2 separate regions of the Homo sapiens genome follow, and region 1 is linked to region 2. Evidence: read pairs that join two places in POLR2A ChIA-PET (ENCODE). Cell type or tissue: GM12878. All regions are shown on one strand. Each heading gives the region's core, and the rest is flanking DNA. Links, peaks and the distances in the headings are about the cores only.

Region 1 (8,332 bases), core at 43-8,042, 330 kb after region 2:
GAAGCAGAGAATTTGAGTTAGACAGAATGGAAGTGGGCAAAGAATGTGTGGAGTGAAGAAGAGCAGGAATCATGTCTCAAATCTACTGAGTCAAATATCTACTGATGGAAAGGAGAAGCTTGTGGGGTGAGAGTGAAGGGTGCCCCCGTGGCGGGGCTCCCCTGGTAGCCCTTTCTCCTGCAGACCTATCTGTGGGGTGCTCCCAGCCTGGCTCCCTCTTCGGGAGGCAGACACCTGCTCAGCCTTGCTAATCAGGCAGCAGTTAATGGGGTTCACTTCCTGCATCAGCAGGTGAGGGCCTTGGGGAAGGCTGAAGAATGGCAAGGTTACAGCTGGCGTCCTCAGGCAGTTGGAGGCCCGCAGCAGGAGAGCATGTTCACGGCCGGGCGCAGTGGCTCACACCTGTAATCCCAGCACTTTGGGAGGCCAAGGAGGGTGGATCACGAGGCCAGGAGATCGGGACCATCCTGGATAACACGGTGAAACCCCGTCTCTACTAAAAATACAAAAAAAAAATTAGCCGGGCATGGTGGCGGGCACCTGTAGTCCCAGCTACTCGGGAGGCTGAGGCAGGAGAATGGCATGAACCTGGGAGGCGGAGCTTGCAGTGAGCCGAGATCGCACCACTGCACTCCAGCCTGGGCGACAGAGTGAGACTCCATCTCAAAATAAATAAATAAATAAATAAATAAATAAGAGAGCGTGTTCACTGCACTCGGCTCGATCCTTGCCCAGAAACACAAGCAAGGGGCACCTGGGACCAGGCTCAGCTCAAAGCCCCTCCCTCTATATATCTGGGCACATGCACACAGCCTCCTCAGATGGATATTCCTGTGTGTGTATCAATCACAACATACACATCCATGGGTACATTTCCTGAGCAAGCAGATCTCTGCTATACATATACATATGTAAAAGCATATAGATGTACAGGCTTTCCTGTATATGTGTATACACATATGTTTGCTGGGTTGTTTTTCAGAATATTGAAAGTCAGAAGCATGCTATCACATAACTCTGCATTTCATCGGGCCGAGAAAGCACAGGTTTTCAGGACCACAGTTCCCATTTCTCCTGTTCTGCAGTCCTCGTCTGATTGGCCAACACTATGGGCACTCCCTGCTCTGGTGGCCACTGGCAGTGGGCCAGGGTGAGGGCAGCTCACAGCCCGTCTCCTCTCTGTTACCTTGGGACGTCACTCAGCAGTTGCATCACCGGCTGCTCTCTCCCTCTGAAACATGAAGCCCTTCCTTTCTTATTCCACCTTAGGGAAGCCTGGGCCTGCGACAGACCAGAAGACCTCACATTCCACAGAGAAGACCTCGGTTTCCCCCCAAGCTCTGTCCAGTATGGAGTGACAAATCGCTGTACTTATGAGACAAAGGCATGAAGTCCAGGTCAAGGCATGACTTTTCGGCAGCAACTTTTCTAGATGTGAGGTATCAGTAAACATTTATGGTGCTTCTGTTATGGATACAATACAAGGATGTAAAAGAAAATAAGTATGAGGCTCATCCTCCTGGGAACTCACATTTTCACTGGGGCTACAAGACCCCCGGAGCAAATGCCAGGCACAAGATCGGGGATAAAAGCCTAACTTTGAGAAGCTTGCTTTGGCTAAAACCGAAATCAATTATGAAGCAAAGGAAGTGGATTAGAGGGAGATCTTATGAAATCCCATCAGATTTGGATCATGCTACTGAGTTTTTTTCTTCCTGGCTGTATTTTAGGTTTTCTCTCCCACTGAAACTGATTAATCGTTGTCAAAATTCCTCCCTTGTACCCTTCTCTCTATGGGAGGGCTGTCCCTTGGCTGGCCTGGGATGCAGGAATAGCTTTTGTGCACCCTTTGGTGTCCACTTCTGTGTGTCTCTCTTGGTGGCACTGCTTCCCTATCTCTGCTTGCTCTGACCACCTTCAGGCTCCTAGGACCCTACCCTCTCAAATTTCCTCCTCCCCTGCGTCCCCCTTTCCCATTCAAAGCCCACAGCACATCTCAGTTAGTGCTATGGAAAAAACTAGCCTCAGAAACGAATATTCACTGACATGTCAAGGTCTAGTAGTTTGTAGAGCCATTTTATTGGAAGGGACTTCAGAAAGGAATTAGTTTACCTACTCATCAGGTGAGGAGACCCACAGAGGGGAAGTCACCTGCCTGACTCCCAGAGACAGAAACAGTGCTGGGACTAAAACCCAAGAAGGGTCCTGACTCCCAAGTCCCAGGAACTTAATTTTCCCCCAGGGAATGGCCCACCACCCACCCAGATGTAAAAACTAGAGACTCTGGGCAGCATTCTATCTCTATGCCAGCCTCCAGTCTCCTGTCTATTTTGCCTCCAAGATACATCTCTAATTTGCCCACTTTTCTTGAACTTCACATCACCGATCTGGTACAAGCCATCATCATCTCCTTGCTTGGGCCTACCAAGACACTAATCACTGTTCTTTTTGTTTTGTTTTGTTTGTTTTTGAGACAGAGTCTCATTCTTATCACCCAGGCTGGAGTACAGTGGCATGATCTCAGCTCACTGCAACCTCTGCCTCCCATGTTCAAGCGATTCTCCTGCCTCAGCCTCCCAAGAAGCTGGGATTATTGGCATGCGCCACCACACCAGGCTAACTTCATATTTTTAGTAGAGATGGGGTTTCACCCTGTTGGCCAGGCTGGTCTTGAACTCCTGACCTCAGGTGATCCACCTGCCTCGGCCTCCCGAAGTGCTGGCATTACAGGCATGAACCACCATGGCAGGCTGACTTTCATTCTTTCTCTAGTATTATTAGAATATTCCCAAATAATATTCCATTGTGTATATATTCCACATTTTGCTCATTGGTTTCTCATGGTCCGATCTGAGCTTTGGGTAGATCTGGCTATAGGCAGATAATCCCTGAGACATACTGCTAAATGGGAACAGCAGATGCAGAACAGTGTGTATGATACGCTACCACTTCTGCTGGAAAACGTCAAACAGGCACGTGTGCATACATATGTACGTGGACTTGGAAAGGCATAGACCGTCTTTGAGAATACTCAAGAAGTGGTTATCTTGGGTAGGAGAGCTGGTGGCGGGGGACAGAAATGGAAAGGAGACTTATTTTTCACTGGATATGCTTTTGTACATTTTATGGCTTATTAATAATGATTTTATAATTATATTACCATGATCAAATAAAACCCTTGGTGAATCTTCAATATTCAATAAAAGGCTTGGTTCTTTTAAGCACATATAAACTTTTTTTTTTTTTGAGACAGGGTCTTGCTCTGTCACCCAGGCTGGGGTGCAGTAGCACAATCTCTGGCTCACTGCAGCCTCTACTTCCCAGGCTCAAGTGATCCTCCCGCTTCAGCCTCCTGAGTAGCTGGGACCTAGTAGGCTGAGGTAGCAGGTGTGTGCCACCACAGGCTAATTTTTAAATTTTTTATAGAGATGAGGTCTTGCTATGTTGGCCAGGCTGGTCTCAAATTCCTAGGCTCAAGTGATCCTCCCACCTTGGCCTCCCAAAGTGCTGAGATTACAGGCGTGAGCCACTGTGCCTGGCCTAGCACATATCAACTTAGAAAGAGTTAAGAAAAGTGGGCTGGGTGAGGTGGCTCATGCCAGTAATCCCAGCACTTTGGGAGGCTGAGGCAGGTGGATCACGAGGTCAAGAGATTGAGACCATCCTGGCCAACATGGTGAAACCCTGTCTCTATTAAAAATACAAAAATTAGCTGGGTGTGGTGGTGCGTGCCTATAGTCCCAGCTATTCAGGAGGCTGAGGCAGGAGAATCGCTTGAAATGGGGAGGTGAAGATTGCAGTGAGCTGAGATTGCACCACTGCATTCCAGCCTGGTGACAGAGCAAGACTCCATCTAAAAAAAAAAAAAAAAAAAAATGACAGAGACTAAGGCCAAGCCACACATTTTCTGTGTGTGTGTGTGTGTGTGTGTGTGTGTGTGTGTGTGTGTGTGTTGTAGACAGGGTCTCACTCTGTTGCCCAGGCTGGAGTGCAGTGGTGCAATGTTGGCTCACTGCAGCCTCTACCTCCTGGGCTCAAGCGATCAATCCTCCCACCTCAGCCTCCCATGTACCTGTGACTACAGGCACCTGCCAACACCAATAACCAAATTAATTTTTTTTTTTTGAGACAGAGTCTCGCTCTGTTGCCCAGGCTGGAGTGCAGTGGCGTGATCTCGGCTCACTGCAAGCTCTACCTCCTGGGTTCACATCTCATTCTCCTGCGTCAGCCTCCCAAGTAGCTGGGACTATAGGCGCCCGCCACCATGCCCGGCTAATTTTTTGTATTTTTAGTAGAGATGGGGTTTCACCGTGTTAACCAGGATGGTCTTGATCTCCTGACCTTGTGATCCGCCTGACTCAGCCTCCCAAAGTGCTGGGATTACAGGTGTGAGCCCCCGCTCCCGGCTTAGCTAGATAATTCTTTTTTTTGTAGAGATGAGGTCTCGCTATGTTGCCCAGGCTGGTCTTGGACTCCTGGGCTCAGGCAATTCTCCTGACTTGGCCTCCCAAAGTGTTGGAATTACAGGCATGAGCCAGTGCACCCAGCCCACACGTTTGTTTGATGTTCTTGTTAACAGCTTTGTGTTTTTTTGGTACCTGGTCCCTGGAACATTAATATGTACTGTTGAATAGAATTATGTCACCGTTCATGTAATTACATAATTATTGGCACAAAGAAACTAAAGAAAAAATGGCCCAAGCACAAAAGTTAATAAAACAAAAAGAGCACAGGATTAGACGCAAGACAACTAGGAAAGAGGTTGCTGTGACTCTCCAGCCTTCATGATGCCAAGGTATTAGGGAAGAGGAGACGTGGGAAAAAAGGAAACCTGTTGAAAGAGGGAGCAAGAGGCTGGGCATGGTGGCCCACGCCTTTAATCCCAGTACTTTGGGAGGCCGAGGCAGACAGATCACCTGAGGTCAGGAGTTCAAGACCAGAATGGCCAATGTGGCGAAACGCCGTCTCTACTAAAAATACAAAAATTAGCCAGGTGTGGTGGCGGGCGCCTGTAATCCCAGCTACTTGGGAGGCTGAGGCAGGAGAATCTCTTGAACCTGGGAGGTGAAGGTTGCAGTGAATTGAGATCGTGCCACTGCACTCCAGCCTGGGCAACAGAGCAAGACTCCATCTCAAACAACAACAACAAAATAGTGGCCGGGTAGAGTGGCTCACACCTGTAATCCCAGCACTTTAGGAGGCCGAAGCGGGCAGATCACCTGAAGTCAGGAGTTTGAGATCAGCCTGGCCAACATGGTGAAACCCCATCTCTACTAAAAATACAAAAATTAGCCAGGCGTGGTGGCTACCAGCCTGGGAGTTCCAGCTACCTGGGAGGCTGAGGCAGGAGAATCGCTTGAACCTGGGAGGTGGAGGTTGCAGTGAGCCAAGATCATGCCACTGCACTCCAGCCTGGGTGACAGAGCGAGACCCTGTCCCCACCAAAAAACAAACAAACAAGAAAAATAGTGCTTGAAAAAATAACTCTTACATTTATGAGAAACTAGTATGCAGCATATATTGAAAAGGATACGGAAAGGCCACTTGTTCCTAGGGCAGAGATTGCCAGTTGCCTAACCTTTATCTACTTTCTCCTCTTGCCTCACTAACAGAACCCTGGCATTATCTGGGTGGCAATGTTCTCAGCCATAAAACTACATATCTCAGCCTCTTTTGCAAGTGAAGGTGGCCAATTAGATGTAAGAAGAAATATTTGGGTAGAACTTCCGGGGAAGCTGTTTAATGGGAGTTAGTTAAGCTGGCACTCTTTTATCCTAACCTCTTCTACTTTCTTTTTTCTTTTTCTTTCTTTTTTTTTTTTTGAGTCGGAGTCTCGCTCTGTTGCCCTGACTGGGGTGCAGTGGTGTGGTCTTGGCTCACTGCAAGCTCCGCCTCCCGGGTTCATGCCATTCTCCTGCCTCAGCCTCCCGTGTAGCTGGGACTACAGGTGCCTGCCACCACACCCGAATAATTTTTTGTATTTTTAGTAGAGACGGGGTTTCACCGTGTTAGCCAGGATGGTCTCGATCTCCTGACCTTGTGATCCGCCCACCTTGGCCTCCCAAAGTGCTGGGATTACGGGCGTGAGCCACTGTGCCCGGCCACCTCTTCTACTTTCTTTATTTTATTTTATTTTATTTTATTTATTATTTTTATTGATCATTCTTGGGTGTTTCTCGCAGAGGGGGATTTGGCAGGGTCATAGGACAATAGTGGAGGGAAGGTCAGCAGATAAACAAGTGAACAAAGGTCTCTGGTTTTCCCAGGCAGAGGACCCTGCGGCCTTCCGCAGTGTTTGTGTCCCTCGGTACTTTGAGATTAGGGAGTGGTGATGACACTTAACGAGCATGCTGCCTTCAAGCATCTGTTTAACAAAGCACACCTTGCACCGCCCTTAATCCATTTAACCCTGAGTGGACACAGCACATGTTTCAGAGAGCACAGGGTTGGGGGTAAGGTCACAGATCAACAGGATCCCAAGGCAGAAGAATTTTTCTTAGTACAGAACAAAATGAAAAGTCTCCCATGTCTACTTCTTTCTACACAGACACGGCAACCATCCGATTTCTCAATCTTTTCCCCACCTTTCCCCCCTTTCTATTCCACAAAACCGCCATTGTCATCATGGCCCGTTCTCAATGAGCTCTTGGGTACACCTCCCAGACGTGGTGGTGGCCGGGCAGAGGGGCTCCTCACTTCCCAGTAGGGGCGGCCGGGCAGAGGCGCCCCTCACCTCCCGGACGGGGCGGCTGGCCAGGCAGGGGGCTGACCGCCCCCCCCACCTCCCTCCCGGACGGGGCGGCTGGCCGGGCGGGGGGCTGAGCCCCCCACCTCCCTCCCGGATGGGGTGGCTGCCGGGCGGGGGGCTGAGCCCCCCACCTCCCTCCCGGACGGGGTGGCTGCCGGGCGGAGACGCTCCTCACTTCCCAGACGGGGTGGCTGCCGGGCAGAGGGGCTCCTCACTTCTCAGACGGGGCAGTTGCCGGGCGGAGGGTCTCCTCACTTCTCAGACGGGGCGGCCGGGCAGAGGCGCTCCTCACATCCCAGACAGGGCGGCGGGGCAGAGGCGCTCCCCACATTTCAGACGATGGGCAGCCGGGCAGAGACGCTCCTCACTTCCTAGATGGGATGGCGGCCGGGCAGAGATGCTCCTCACTTTCCAGACTGGGCAGCCAGGCAGAGGGGCTCCTCACATCCCAGACGGGGTGGCGGCCGGGCAGAGGCTGCACTCTAGGCACTTTGGGAGGCCAAGGCAGGCGGCTGGGAGGTGGAGGTTGTAGCGAGCCGAGATCACGCCATTGCACTCCAGCCTGGGTACCATTGAGCACTGAGTGAACCAGACTCCGTCTGCAATCCCGGCACCTCGGGAGGCCGAGGCTGGCGGATCACTCGCGGTTAGGAGCTGGAGACCAGCCCGGCCAACACAGCGAAACCCTGTCTCCACCAAAAAAATACGAAAACCAGTCAGGCGTGGCGGCGCTGAGGCAGGAGAATCAGGCAGGGAGGTTGCAGTGAGCCGAGATGGCAGCAGTACAGTCCAGCTTCGGCTCGGCATCAGAGCGAGACCGTGGAAAGAGAGGGAGAGGGAGACCGTGGAAAGAGAGGGAGAGGGAGACCGTGGGGAGAGGGAGAGGGAGAGGGAGAGGGAGAGGACCTCTTCCACTTTCTATTACTGGGAACACCATGTGATGACTAGGGTTCCAGCACCGATTATGTGACTGTGAGGCGATCTTAAAGATGGAAGCCATGCAGTAAGTATGGCAGAGGAGAAAGGCAGAAGAAGCTTCAGCCCCGATGACCACAGGGTTACTGTATCAGTTCCATCTGCTTATCTCCAGACTTCTTTTATGTAAAATAAAAATTATTCTCTACCTTGTTTAAGCCATTGTTATTTAAGGGTTCCGTTTCTAGTAAACCACACTTCTTCCTAAAAGATTCGTATCTTTTCCCAAAGATATCCAAGGATTGAAAAGTAACACCTAGAGCACGGGTCAGTAAACGTTTCTGGTAACAGACGAGACAGCACGTTTTCAGTTTTTCAAGCCACATAGTGTCTGTCGCAATGACTTGACCTTTTGTTGCAGTGTGTGAGGAGCCACAGAGAATGTCACTAAATATGCATGGCTGTGCTCCAATAAAACTATTTATAAGCACTGTAGTTTGGATTCCATGTAATTTTCATGTATCATGAAATCTTATTCTGCTTTAGATTTTTTGACTCATCTAAAAAATATCAAAACCATTCTTAACTTGCATTGCAGGTCACACAAAAACAGGATTTGGCCCCAGGCTGCAGTTTGCCAACCCCTACTCTACAGGATGCAATTCCTAC
Region 2 (8,332 bases), core at 15-8,014:
AATTATTTACTAAGAGAGACATGTTCTATTTGCTACTATGGTGGTAGATTTTCCATTTTCCCTTTAGTTCTGTCAATTGTAGGTGACTAAAAGTTGTAATTATTGACCCCTGGACATTTATGCGGACTCTCTTTCTTTCTTTGGGCCTAGAAATGGTTTTTAAGTTTATTTGTTGTAATTTGCCCAACAGTCAGTGATTCTGTAGAGAGAGTACTTTTCATAAAGTATACTACTCATTATTGTTTTTTAGCCACTATGCATCTGAGGGTTTGAGTTAATTTTTAAAATATGTAAATTTAATTACTATGGATACTAATATCGAACATCCTAGGTTTACGTGCTTGGTAAATGCTTACTGAATAAAATCCTGAACATTTGTCTTAGGAAAATAAAAATATTTTTTGAGCTGTTCTTAAAAATAAGAATTGCGACAATTTATTGTTATTGTTGTCTTCCTACTTAAGTACTTTTTAAAACCTTTGGCTATTGTAGTGTATGGTTTGTATGATAGCCAGGAGACATCCCAGGTTAACTGCCATTTATCCCATATGGTGCTTTACAACAAGGGAAGAAAAATGCAGGGAATATTATGCACTCCCTTCTCAACTTTCAGTTTTATGATGATGTAGTACATCAAGGTTTGTTTGGTGATTGTAATTGGTTACAGAGAAAGTAAGTATATTACTCAACTCCAGTATCTGTGCCAAAAGAAAAGATCTACTGCATGGATAACTAGTTCATTAATACTTCTTTTTTTTTTGAAACAGTCTTGCTCTGTCATCCTGGCTTGAGTGCAGTGCGCAATTGCAGCCCACTGCAGCCTCCGCCTCCCAGGTTCAAGCTATTCTTGTGCCTCAGCCTCCTGAGTAGCAGAGATTACAGGTGTGTGCCACCATGACCAGCTACTTTTTGTATTTTTAGTAGAGATAGGGCTTCGCCATGTTGGCAGGCTGGTCTCAAACTCCTGGCCTCAAGTGATCCACCCACTTAGGCCTCCCAAAGTGCTGGGATTACAGGCATGAGCCACTGCACCTGGCCTTCATTAATATTTCAAATGTGTTTTATCTCTAAATTTGAATGTCCAATCTGTATTTCACATTGTTCGGTCTAAGCTCTCCATTTGCTTGTGTTTAAAACTAAGATATTAGGCCGGGTGCAGTGGCTTATGCCTATAATCCCAGCACTTTGGGAGGCCAAGGCAGGCGGATCACCTGAGGTCAGGAGTTTGAGACCATCCTGGCCAACATGGTGAGACCTCATCTCTACTAAAAATACAAAAATCATCTGGGTGTGGCTGAAGATGATGTGGAATGAGAAACAAATGTCAACATAATAAAATCTCAGTTAAAGTATTTTAAAAATTCTTAGTTGAGCAGCTCTGGGGGAATAAGGGCAAATATGCTTGTTATGAACTGCACTGAAATCTACCAAAGTTAATGTTTACTTTGTGTAGATCCATTTGTCTATTTTATTTATTTTTCCCAGTGAAAAGTGTGTTTTGATAGAGAACTTTTCATTCTATAAATACACTGTGAGTTACTAAAATATCATGAATTTTGTTTATTCCTGAAACATAGTTAAACTGTACATATGACATGGCTTATGTTAAAAATACCCAGTGCTCAGTTTTGAAAGATAGGCAAAAAAAAAAAAAAGTATAGGAGAAACTGAAGAATGTACACTTTTTTAGGGGGCACATTTTGCTGTAAATCTGGAAATTTGATAGACTTGATTGTGAAAACTGAGCATTAAAGGTTTTGATTGATTAAAAAAAAAATTATCTGGGTGTGGTGGCAGGCACCTGTAACACCAGCTACTTGGGAGGCTAAGGCAGGAGAATTGCTTAAACCAGGGAGGCAGAAGTTTCAGTGAGCTGAGATCGTGCCATTGCACTCCAGCCTGGGCAACAAGAGCGAAACTCTGTATCAAACAAACAAAAACCCAAGATACTGCATTTTTTTTTTTTTTTCAGATGTAGTCTCCCTGTGTCGCCCAGGCTGGAATGCAGTGGCACTATCTTGGCTCACTGCAAGCTCCGCCTCCCAGGTTCACGCCATTCTCCTGCCTCAGCCTCCCAAGTAGCTGGGACTACAGATGGCTGCCACCACACCCGGCTAATTTTTTGTATTTTTAGTAGAGATGGGTTTTCACTGTGTTAGCCAGGATGGTCTCGATCTCCTGACCTCGTGATCCACCCGCCTCAGCCTCCCAAAGTGCTGGGATTGCAGGCGTGAGCCACCGCGCCCGGCCGATATTGCTTTTTTTTTAATGCCAGTTGGTGAAAATGTATCCTGTGACATAAGCTGTCAACATGAATCTCCTTAAGATACTGTGTGCTGAACATTACATTGACAGCTCTTAAAACCCTTCCAGAAGAGAATCATTTGACCACATGATATCGCATGTCTGTTATATAAAGCCTGTGGTATGATTTCCACGGGGAATGTATTTGTCATTAGTCACTTGAACACAACATCAAGTGAAACAAACTGCCTACCTCTCAAGGTGCAGCTACTTTTGAAAACCTGCAGCAGAGGAGGTGGTGCCAGCAGCCATAATCTGTTGGATGAATGGAGTGATATAGCACATAGTCAGTTAGGAACAGGCAGGCTTTGGACATATAGATTTGAAGGAGAAAAATAATATTTTGTTTTCTGAATTATTAACAGAAATGGCTAGGACTTAGAAACAGGGTCTTGCTTTGTTGCCCTGGCTGGAGTACAGTGGCATGATCATGGCTCATTTGCAGCCTCAACTTCCTGGGCTCAAGTGATCCTCCCACCTCAGCCTCCCTAGTAGCTGGGACCACAGGTGTGCATGCACTACCACACTTGGCTTATTTTTTGCAGAGAGAGGTTTCACTATGTTGCCCAAGCTGGTCTCAAACTCCTGGCCTCAAGCAATCCTCCCCGCTTGGCCTCCCAAAGTGCTGGGATTACAGGCATGCGCCACCTTGCCCAGCCTGTTTTCTCTTTCTACCTTGTTTTTTTTTTTTTTTCACTCTGCCTTTTTACCCGGCGAATGATGAACTGAGAAAAGGATTAGAAATCACAAGATTTGTTTCTTGCCCCAGCTCTGCCAAATACTAGCCCTGTGTTTTGGAAGGATTCATTTAACTTCTCTGAACCTCAGTTTCAACTACAAAAAGGGAAGAATAGCTTCTCTGTCTCACAAAAATAATGATGTGAAAGTGTTTTGTGAAAATGTCACACTTTTACAAATGCCAGGTTTTCACATGCGTCTCTGAAGAGTGTGGTTTTTTTCCCTCTCCTTAAGTCTGATCACCATTTCCTCTTAGTTTCAGTTTTGACTTTTATTTGCCCTGCAGCCCGGTGAGGGCACAGACTGGTTCATGTGCTGTGATTCTCCCTGAGTCATCCTTGCTCCCTCCCTCCTCATTCTCTTTTCATTTCCTGGGCTTGTGTTGCTACGTTAGAAGTCTGTCTGTCTCCTGGAAAGGGCAGAGCAAGTCCACTGTGGTAAGGCTTGTATTTTACTTTCTCCGTCGTCACATGATAAATACTTCTTGTGAAAGATTTACTTTTAGATTCCATAAAAGATTACTGGAGGGAATGTCATCTGTCTATTGTAATATTTAAGTATTTTGAATAAAATTAATCTTTGTCATTTTCTCTTGACATGAAGCTTCTGATTTTAGAATAGGTTTTTGTTTGTTTAATCTAGGATATTTAAAGACTATCTCTTGGAAGCTTTTAGGTTAATAATTTGTTAGAATAGTTTTCATATTGTGGGAGGTGACACACAGGGATGATCTGAAATTAATGAAGTGGGTTGCAGCTAAAATCAATTTAGTAAGAGTAAGTACTGTTTTGGGAAAATCTGCCTGCTGTATATGTGGGTGTGGATGTTTACTGTGTTGTACTCTGAAATGTGTTTTTTGTGGATCTTCCTCATCAAGTTGGGTGGAAAATTACTTCTCTGTAATTTCTTCAGCACTCTCCATTTTCTTATTTTAGGTTAATAATGATCTGAGAGGCGCATTTGGTTATAAGGGTCCAAAGCAGTGATCTGTTTCCATTTTGCGACTTCGAGGCCTCAGAAATATAAAACTAGCTGGTTGATCCCGGCTAGTTTTATATTTTTGAGCCCTCAAAGTTACAAAATGTCAGTGGAGCCTTTGTGTGTTTTGTGTCAGTGGAGCCAAAGAGATGGATACTCCCAACAATACAAATATTTTATATGAAGAATGATTTAGATTGTCAGAATCGTTCTAAGACTACTTGTAGATGTTATTCTAATGTAAGTTGTAACTAACGTATTATCCAAAACAGCTCTTTTTCTTGACAGATATATATATAAAGTCTGAGAAGTAATGATAGAGGTTTGTTGGCATAAATCTTAAGGGAAATGAGTCCTTAGAAAATTTACCAACGTAGATGGGCTTTGGAATTTTGCCAAAGCTTCTTCAGATGGAAAAGTTAAGTTCATAGGAGCTCAGCTCAGCAGCAGCTGTGTCTCAGAAGGTAAAATATTGCTTGAGGGGGCAGAATAATTTGTAACTGATGTGACCCCCTGCCCCCACCAAAAAAAAAGTGAAACAAAAAAATACAATCAATATAGACATCATGATGCAGCCAATTTTTGTAATAGGTCTCTGAGCAATTGTCAACCTGATTTTTACTTAGGTCTACCACCAAAGTAAAGTTATGTTTGTATTTTATTTTACATTTATTTTGATACGTTCCTTTACTTAGTTTTTTACTTAGTTCCTACCACCAAAGCAAAGTTATATTTGTATTTTATTTTACATTTATTTTGTTATATTCCTTTTATCTACTTAGGTTTCTTCTCTACTTCCCTTTTTAATTGAAGAGTTTAATGCATGTATCTGTGTGTTTGCTTGAAAAAAAACACCAAGTATAACATGTTCTATCTATGAATACTTCTGGCCATTAACTCAAAAGGTACTATATTACAGACAGAAAAGCACCAGAAAGCAATCAGGGACTTCATCTAAGAGGTAGGACAGCATAGTTGGTAAAAATACAGACCCTGGAGGCAAACTGCCTGGGCTTGAATCCCAGCTTTATTACTTTGGGAAAACTACTTATCTTCTTTACTTGTTTTGGTATCCATGTCTGTGAAATGGAAGTAATAATAATCCTCTCATAGCATTGTTGTGAGGTTTCAATAGATGAAGTGAAGACTTTAGAAGGGCACATGATAAGAATTATATAAGGGTTACCTATTATTGCTATCCAATTTGTCATAGCAAGCTAAGGGACCTTGGGCAAGTTACTCAAACCCTTTGGCTTCATTTATTTAAAAACAAAAACAAAAAAGACGCAGTTCTCTGCTTCTTTGTGCATATTTAAACTCATGGTTTATCCCATGAGTTTTATATTTTTGAGCCCTCGAAATTACTCCTTTGCATTTTATGTCAGTGAAGCCAAAGAGACAGATACTCTCAACAACACAAATATTTTGTATTAAAAACTATTTAGATTGTTAGAATGGTTCCGAGGCTACTTGTAGATATTATTCTTCTAATATGATAAGTTGTAAGTAATATATTATCCAAAACAGCTCTTTTTCTTTTAGTGAAAGCCTGCTCTTCATTATGACATTAATTATTAAGAGAGGCTCGGCCGAGCATGGTGGCTAACGCCTGTAATACCAGCACTTTGGGAGGCCGAGGTGGGTGACTCACAAGGTCAGGAGATCGAGACCATCCTGACTAACACGGTGAAACCCCGTCTCTACTAAAAAATACAAAAAATTAGCTGGGCGTGGTGGCAGGCACCTGTAGTCCCAGCTACTCGGGAGGCTGAGGCAGGAGAATGGCGTGAACCCAGGAGGCAGAGGTTGCAGTGAGCCAAGACTGCGCCACTGCACTCCAGCCTGGGCGACAGAGTGAGACTCCATCTCAAAAACAAAACAAAACAAAAAAAAGAGGCTCCAGCCCGGTGACATGGCAAAACCCTGTCTCAAAAATATAAAACTGAGGCTGGACGTGGTGGCTCACGCCTGTAATCCCAACACTTTGGGAGGCCAAGGTGGGCAGATCACCTGAAGTCCGGAGTTCGAGACCAGCCTGGCCAACGTGGTGAAACCCCATCTCTATGAAAAATACAAAAATTAGCCAGGCATGGTCGTGCATGCCTGTAGTCCCAGCAACTCGGGAGGCTGAGGCAGGAGAATTGCTTGAACCCAGGAGGCGGAGGTTGCAGTGAACCAGGATTGTGCCTCTGCGCTCCAACCTGGGTGAACAGAGAGAGACTCTGTCTCAGGAAAGATAAATAAATAAATGAAATAAAAAATAGAAAGATTAGCCAGGCATGGTGGTGGGTTCCTGTAATCCCAACTACTCAGGTGGCTGAGGCAGGAGAATCTCTTGAACCCAGGTTGCAGAACCCAGGAGCTGAGATTGTGCTGCTGCACTCCAGCCTAGGCAACAGAGTGCTATTAAAACAAAAGAAAACATTGACCGGGTGCAGTGGCTCACTCCTGTAATCCCAGCACTTTGGGAGGCCGAGGCAGGCAGATTGCCCAAGTCCAGGAGCTCAAGACCAGCCTGGGCAACATGGTGAGTGAGAGCCCATCTCTACAAAAAATATAAAAATTAACTGGAAGTAATCTGTGGTCCCATTTACTCAGGAGGCTGAGGCAGGAGGATCACTTGAGCCTGGGAGGTCAAGGCTGCAGTAAGCCAAGATTGCGCCACTGACCTCCAGCCTGGGTAACAGTAAGACCTTGTCTTAAAAAAAAAAAAAAAAAAAAAAAAAGAGGCTGCTATTTTTATATTTTTGTTTTATGTGAATTGGTCCCCAGGAGTAAAAGCTTAGTAATCTGTTCTTTCTTGTAAGACTTCTTACATAACAGCACAGAATGTTCAGTGAATCTTCATTAAAATGTCACGTCCTAAATACAGAAATACATTGTAAGGTAGGGAGGCCATGACAGCAAGACATAAAGCTATTTAATCTGAATTGGCCGGGTGCAGTGGCTCACACCTGTAATCCCAGCACTTCGGGAGGCCGAGGCAGGCAGATCATTTGAGGTCAGGACTTTGAGACCAGCAACATGGTGAATCCCTGTCTCTACTAAAAATTAAAAAAAAAAATTCTCCGGGCATGGTGGCGCACACCTGTAATCTTAGCTGCTCCGGAGGCTGAGGCAGGGGAATCGCTTGAACTTGGGAGGCGGAGGTTGCGGTGAGCTGAGATCACGCCACTGCACTCCAGCCTGGGTGACAGAGCAAGACTCTGTCTCAAAAAAAAGTAAATAAAAATAAAAAATAAATAAATGCCTGTAATCCCAGCACTTTGGGAGGCCGAGGTGGGCAGATCACGAGGTCAGGAGATCGAGACCATCCTGGCTAACACGGTGAAACCCCGTCTCTACTAAAAATACAAAAAAATTAGCCGGGCGTGGTGGTGGGCACCCATAGTTCCAGCTACTCGGGAGGCTGAGGCAGGAGAATGGTATGAATCCAAGAGGCGGAGCTTGCAGTGAGTCAAGATCGAGCCACTGCACTCTAGGCTGGGCGACAGAGCGAGACTCCGTCTCAAAAAAAATAAAAATAAAAAAAAATAAATAAATAAATCTGAATTGGCTTTTAAACAATATATTACGCCAAAGTTGTGATCAGACAAACTTGATCTAATGTCTTAGATGAGATGAAAAGATCCTCTAGATGTGGAACAAAGAACGTTCTTCAATCTTTTGTTAACTTTGAGCTGTTAAAAATAAGGGGAAAAGCCAGGCGTGGTGGTGCGGTGGCTCATGCCTGTAATCCCAGCAACTCAAGAGGCTGAGGTGGGAGGATCTATTGAGCCCAGGATTTTCAGGCTGTAGTGAGTTACGATTATGCCACTGCACTGTAGCCCCTGGGTGACAGAGTGAGACCCTCATTAAAAAATAATCATAAGAGGAAGAGACATTTTACTTTTAATTTTCAGTTTGTTGACTTTTCCCTTATTTCTTCATGATGGGCCTTTTTTTTTTTGAGACAGGGTTTCACTCTGTTGGCCAGGCTGGAGCGCAGTGGCACAATCTCGGCTCACTGCATCCTTTACCTCCTGGGCTCAAACGATCCTCCCACCTCAGCCTCTTGAGTAGCTGGGACCACAGGCATGCACCACCACACTCAACTAATTTTTGTATGTTTTTGTAGAGGTGCAATTTTGCCATGCTGCCCAGGCTGGTCACAAAATCCTGGGCTCAAGTGATTGCCTGCCTCTGCCTCCCAGAGTGCTAAGGTTACAGGCGTGAGCCACCACACCCAGCCATGATGGTACTTTTGAAATTTCCATTTTACTTACTTGGCTTAGAGCCCTAAAGGTCTGTTTACTGAGAACTAAAATTCTTA

Evidence for each region. ChIA-PET counts read pairs that join two places held together with the same protein. Peaks named below come from ENCODE experiments on the same cell type or tissue, not always from the same donor. Only the 100,000 strongest peaks of a DNase experiment are listed, where the experiment ranks them.
Region 1: POLR2A ChIA-PET joins it to region 2 with 10 read pairs; 2 of 35 experiments call an interaction of 5 or more read pairs at or near these places.

What each region holds. Positions count from the first base shown.
Region 1 is chr22:18,034,778-18,043,109 of GRCh38, forward strand. It overlaps LINC01634 (long intergenic non-protein coding RNA 1634), which reads left to right. Exons shown (of 2, transcript NR_024417.1): 2 at 983-3,191. Among named protein-coding and RNA genes, the nearest start is that of LINC01634, 9.6 kb to the left of the region's middle. In GM12878, for the core only: no CTCF peak of the experiment used is centred there; no DNase peak of the experiment used is centred there.
Region 2 is chr22:17,703,347-17,711,678 of GRCh38, forward strand. All of the region lies in intron 6 of BCL2L13 (BCL2 like 13), which reads left to right. Among named protein-coding and RNA genes, the nearest start is that of MIR3198-1, 57 kb to the right of the region's middle. RefSeq lists enhancers at 2,967-3,016, 3,037-3,086. In GM12878, for the core only: no CTCF peak of the experiment used is centred there; a DNase peak (open chromatin) is centred at 3,235; H3K4me3 peaks cover 350 bases; H3K27ac peaks cover 1,876 bases.